Linked DNA regions of Mus musculus: region 1 is linked to region 2. The links are chromatin loops, found by intact Hi-C in ENCODE. Cell type or tissue: heart. All regions are shown on one strand. Links, peaks and the distances in the headings refer to the core of each region. The heading gives the core; the rest is flanking DNA. Region 1 holds the start of Mkrn1 (makorin, ring finger protein, 1). Region 2 has its middle 5.8 kb from the start of Adck2.

The links. A loop is a pair of places that touch in the nucleus more often than their neighbours do. Peaks named below come from ENCODE experiments on the same cell type or tissue, not always from the same donor. Only the 100,000 strongest peaks of a DNase experiment are listed, where the experiment ranks them.
Region 1: it touches region 2 in a loop (2.7-fold over the local background); 8 of 42 quality-filtered maps call a loop at or near these places.

What each region holds. Positions count from the first base shown.
Region 1 is chr6:39,418,662-39,421,575 of GRCm38, reverse strand. Mkrn1 (makorin, ring finger protein, 1) reads left to right here and starts at 1,207. Exons shown (of 8, transcript NM_018810.2): 1 at 1,207-1,477. The coding sequence starts at 1,293. It overlaps Gm10244 (predicted gene 10244), which reads right to left and starts at 1,198. Exons shown (of 2, transcript NR_152168.1): 1 at 924-1,198; 2 at 282-836. In heart, for the core only: a CTCF peak has its summit at 1,598; a DNase peak (open chromatin) is centred at 1,225; H3K4me3 peaks cover 1,937 bases; H3K27ac peaks cover 1,064 bases; H3K27me3 peaks cover 179 bases.
Region 2 is chr6:39,566,572-39,569,485 of GRCm38, reverse strand. No RefSeq gene overlaps it. Among named protein-coding and RNA genes, the nearest start is that of Adck2, 5.8 kb to the left of the region's middle. In heart, for the core only: a CTCF peak has its summit at 1,738; no DNase peak of the experiment used is centred there.

The DNA of each region.
Region 1 (2,914 bases), core at 312-2,811, 150 kb after region 2:
AAGTTCATGTGATGTGTCTTGGACTCCAGTGATTTATGCTTAGACACAGTTTTGGAGAAATGATTGGCACTGCCCTCATCAGTGGATTCATATAACCTGATGGTGGAAACTCTAGGGGAATGGGCATAGTTAGCTGGGAGCCAGTACTTGGGAGCATGTCCTTGAAGGCTGTCTGCTTACTGACAGATTCTTGCAGTGTAGCCCAGGCTGGCCTCAAGCCTGTGACCCTTTTTGATAGGTTATTTCTCTGATGTTGGTGAAATGAGCCAATTCACACTAGATTCGAGTCTATTAAAGGCAGGTTTATTGGGAAGCTCTCTCAGGCAGGCTAGTTCACTGGCCTCAGGAGTCGCCACGGGGGTAAGGATGGGATAAGGAAGGGAGAGAGAAAAAAAGAAAGGGCATGCAGGCAGAGAGGAGACAGAGAAAATGTCTAGAAATATAGGGAGGAGCCTCTGGGGTGAAGGGCAGCCTAGCTCCTGGGCTGGAAAGTTCAAGGTTGGGGGCAGGGAATGCCAGATAGGGACTAAAAGGACGCTAGGGAAGTCCGGAGGTCAAGTCTGCTTTGATATGTAAAATATGCACCTCAGTTCCTGGTCAGGTATAAAACCAAACACTTTTTTCCTTTAGCTTCCCAAGAGCTGGTATTACAAACAGGCTACCACACATAATTCATTTACAACATTACTGTTATTACTTTGACAGGATCTATTTAGCTTGGGCTGGTCTCGAACTTGCAGCCATTGTGATACTCAAGTCTTCACATTGGTGGGATTCCAAGATGTCTGCCGCCAGGCCCACCTGGGCACTTCCATCAGCAGGGATTCTGACAGTTCCTGTGAGAGAAAGAAACAGATCCCAACACAATAGGTTGGGATCTCACTCTAGATAAAGAGCAGACACAGCCCCAGGCCTTCCCCCACCTTGTACGTGCGCCACCAGCCATAGGCAGAAGTTGGTCCTTGCATGTGGTCCTTTGATGGCTAGGATGGCTAGGACCAGGACCATCCTAGCACACCTGGCTAAGCGTGTGATCACGCCCCTTTAGGGCGGAGCCTAAGCCATCACCAATCAGCGTCGCCGGAGGAGGGCCGCGGGTGCCCTGCGGAGCCCGCAGTTCCTGAGACCTGAGCGCTCGGAGACGCGGTGACACGGCGCGGGACTGGCGCAGAGCTCTCGGGCTCCTCAGCCTCCCTCCCCTCCCCTCCCTTCGCTGTCTTCTCCTTCTCAGCCGGACCGGAACTATGTGATCCCGGAAGTTCCGGGGCCATTGCTGTGTGGGATAAACAGTAATGGCGGAGGCTGCGGCTCCCGGAACAACAGCCACAACATCAGGAGCAGGAGCGGCAGCGGCGGCGGTGGCAGCGGCCTCCCTCACCTCTATCCCCACAGTCGCTGCCCCGTCCCCGGGGGCGGGAGGAGGGGGCGGCGGCAGCGACGGCAGCGGCGGCGGCTGGACGAAACAGGTCACCTGCAGGTAGGACGTTGCGTGGCGCGGCGGAGGGCGGGGGCTGCGGGGCCGAGCAAGAGGCGGAGGCGGGCGTCGCGGGGTCCCCGCTGCGGCTGTCCGTACAGCATCGCTGCGTCAGCCTCCGCAGAGGTTGGCCGCGGCATCGCTGCGGGTTTCAGACTGCGGGCTCGGACTGCAGGGCGGTCCCGTCACCTCGCCTCGCTCAGCGGCGCCCCGGTGCGTGCGGAGAGGACCGGTGTCCCCGCCCTGGCCTCCATCGCTACAGGTTCGGGGATGCGGCGCGAGCTCGCCGATGCGAATCGGGCTCTAACGACCCTCGGTGCGCCCTGAGACCCTCCAAGGGTCCCGGCGAGCTCGGCCGGCCCCGGGGCTCCGAGCCGGGCTATCCGTTTGTAACGTCTTTTCTGCTCTCTGCGCCGCTCACCCCCGCCCCGCCGGGAGCAGCCGCTTTTGTATGCCTTTGTATGTAAGTCGGTGGTCGGCGGTTCCGAGCTTTGTCTCCGAACCGAGCGTTCGGAGCCGGCGTTAGGCTCTTCCACCCTTGGTTTTATGAACTGCCATTATTATTACTGTCCCTTTGAGAGGCGTTCTTCTTTGCGAGAAAGGAGATCCGACCAGAGAGGTTTGGTTCTTGTTTGGTAAGCGAGACGAAATTATTGGGAAAATGTATGATCAGGTGACAGTTATACAGTACGTATGTTAAAAAATAATTCCCCAGCTATAAACGTTGGAGGAAGGATTGTTTGTATTAACGATGGGAGGGGGCTTATTGAGACAGTCCTACTGTGTGGCCCCGGTTGACCTATATAGTCTGACTGCCCTAGAATTTTCGGCAATCCTCTTGTTTTTGCCTCTCTAGTGCGGGAGTGCAGGGGTGAGATGATACCACGCCCGAGTATATAGATTTTAACTACCAGGAAGGACTATATACGCTTTTCTATCGGCTAAGAAAATTAAAAGGAAATGCCACTTTAAACCCGGCAAGGACAGTTTATTAACCGCAAATGCTAAAGGCAATTCCTAATGAACAACTCGGTGTTGATATTAACTCCCAAACTGAAGAATCTTCCAGTCTTTCCTGTAACACATTTAATAACGTCAGATTAAAGCTTTCCCCTCAGTCTGTTCTTTTTTTTTTTTTTTTGAGGCAAGGTCCAGCTTTGCAGCCTGGTTGTCCTAACACTGTTGCATTGACCAGGCTGGCCTTGAACTTCCCTCCTCCAGCCTTTGCCCTCCTAGTACTAAGGATAGTGTTTCCACCCGGGCTGATATTGAAAATTTAAATCCTTGATTTTTTTTTTTCTTTCATCTACTATCTTTCTCTAGTCTAGTTCTAAATACCCATTACCAAATAACATTTCATAACTGATTTCATTATCATCCTGTCAGATGCTTGCAACTTTATACATTTCTGCTTCAACATTTCTTCTTTCCTTTTCCCTC
Region 2 (2,914 bases), core at 315-2,814:
CCAGCACTCTGGAGGCAGAGACAGAGAGATCTCTGTGAGTTCTAGGCCGGCCCAGGCTACATAGTGAGACCCTGTCTAAGTCTTGCCAGGTGGATATAGTAGCTCACAAATGTAATCCAACACTTAGAAAGGCCAAGCAGGAGGAACCAAAGTCCAAAGCTAGCACAAGTACAGGAAACCCTACCGCTAAATAAATCAATCATGTTTTCTAGTCCGCCTCTGTTAAAGCCCACATCCACTCCACGCCATCCCACCCACAAAAATAAGGAGAACAACACCTTAGCCAATTCTCAGCATGGGAGTAGGTGCCTTTGTAGCATCCTAGACGTTTACCTATGGTACCTACTTCAAACCATACTATCGATCATAACTACACTGGAGGGCGAGCCTCACCCTCAGCCTCTGTGTCTGTAAACCTAGGAACAGGGCAAGAGAATATGCACTTCTAGACCAATGAGGGAACATATAAGAGCAGTTTCAAAGTGTAGCAAGGGCCACTAAAGCAATGAAGGTTGCGAGGTATCATAAAATGGACTACATTGGAGAGGAAAGGACAGCCAGTCTATATCTCACAATGGAGCTGTGGTTTACCTCTGACCCCTGCAACAGCTATAGGCTTACAATAAGGAAAACTTATTTTTTTAAGAGTGCCAGCTACAGAGCCAAAAAAGAGGTGGTGCATGCCTCGATCCTAGCACTGGGGAGGACGTTCCACTGCAGAAAACTGATTTTCACTTTCCAACAGGTTTCAATTGCAAATCGCTTCCTGGTTAGTGGTGGAACGCTGTGTCCGTTTCCCCTTGTTAGTGCTGATTTTGTGTGCTTTGAATCTGTGCAGGTCTTGTGTATGCTGCCACAGTCTGTGTATCCATGTGTGTCTCGTTCCTGCTGTGCTGGAAGACTCAGCTTGCTTGGGGTCAGCCACCATTGCTAGCTATAACCATTGTCTCCCCTCTCTTCTGCATAGCTGTGAGGGTTATTTTTAAATGTCAGCAACAACCTAGAATCACCTAGGAAGAAAGCCCGAGTGAAGGATTGACTACATCAGGCTAGCCTGTGGCCATGTCTGTGGTGGACTGTCTTGACTGTTAATTGATTTAAGAGGACCCAGCCCATTGTGGGCAGTGCCATTCCCTTGGCCTGGAGATCCTGAACTATGTAAGACAGGAGAAAGCCAGATGAGAGCAAACAGGAATCTGTTCAAATGATGTCCCTGTCTTGACGTCTGTCCAATGTTGGAATAGAACCTGGGAAGTAAACCAAAGTAGTGGTGGCACGCCTTTAATCCCAGCACTTTGGAGGCAGAGGCAAATGGATCTCTGTGAGTTCAGGGCCAGCCTGGTCTACATAAGTAAGGTTTTGGGACAGCCAGAGCTACACAGTGAGAAAAAACTTAAAAATAAGCCAATTCATAAAGCAAAATAACCCATTCCTCTCTTACATCGTTTATCAGGATATCTTATCACAGCAACAGAAATTAATCGACACCCCTTCCTTCACCACCACCCCCAGCAACCTCCAAACACCTGTTCCCACCGGTATTTGCTCAACTTGAGTATAAGTTTCTGCCCACAATGGTGGCCAGCTTCCTTTCTACAGACAAGTCTGAGTAACCAGCCCGTTTGTCCTTGTCTGGGTAGCCTCTATTGATGTCCAGATTCATCTCAACAGCAAAAGCCCGCAAATAGTCTCTGTTTTTCGGTATTGTCCCTGCTGATGTGGTTCGCATTACTTCCACTAGGAGTCACTACTCACTTTGAAGTGCAACCAAGCTTCCCCTAGGGTTCCAGACCTGCCTAGGAAGGAAAAACAAGAGATGCTAAGTCTGTCTAGACTTCTCTTTGCACAAGAGCCTATCATTTTAGTATCTCCTCCATAACACGTTTACATGAAATATATGAGGCAGGGCACATATGGTGCTCAGGAGAAGGAAGTGGAAGCTTGTTTTCTTATTTTATGCATATGGGTATTTTGCTTGCATGCATATCTGTTTATTGCATGCATGGCTGTTGAAAGTAAAAAGGGGGCATTGGGACCCCTGAGACTGTAGTTACAGATGGTTGTGAGCCATCATGTGGGTAGTGTGAATAGAACCAGGGTCCTCTGAAAGAGCGCCAGTGCTCTTAACTGCTCTCCATCCCTAATTTCTATACTTCTGACATTCTGAGCAGGATTCTCTGCTTTGCAGAGGGGGTGGTGCAGGAGGGGTGTCCTATAACTGGAAGATATTTAGCTGCATCTCTGTCCTCTTCACGCACAATGTCAGACACAACCCTGAGCCTACAGGTCCCTTTGGTCTGCGTTAGCAAAGTACCATAACTCACAGCCTATAAACTGCAAACCCTTATTTCTTACAGTCCAAAATGGTCAGTGAGAAGCTAAAATCTGTCTTTTCCCACCTCCTCTTTTCTCACGAGGTCAAGGTAATTATCTGGCAAAGAAAAGTTTGAGGTCAGCCCCCGATCCTGCCCCAAGTCCTATGTGATACACATGGCCTGCAATTTGCCGCTAAGAAAGTTGGAGTGTAGTGTAAAAATCTTGGTCATGGGCTGTGAGTGAGCAGAGCACTTGTTTGGGTGTGTGTGGGTGTAACTTCCAGAATTTCCAGTGTCACTTAAATATATGTGTATACTTAAATATTATATATATATATATATATATATATATATATATATATATATATATATAAAATCTCCAGCCATCCCCATACACCCATATGCACAGTGGTGAAAAAAAATGTCAGAACTCTGAAGAGAGATGGAGAAAGCCATTGTCAACCTTGCCCTTCGGTGTTGCCTTCATATGCCTCCCCAAGGAGGTCTGGCTCGGTGACCCTTTCTCTCTGCTCATCACTGGAGCTGTAGTCATTCTTTGCATCAGAGTTTCTCCCACTCCAGTTTCACCTTCTGATTTT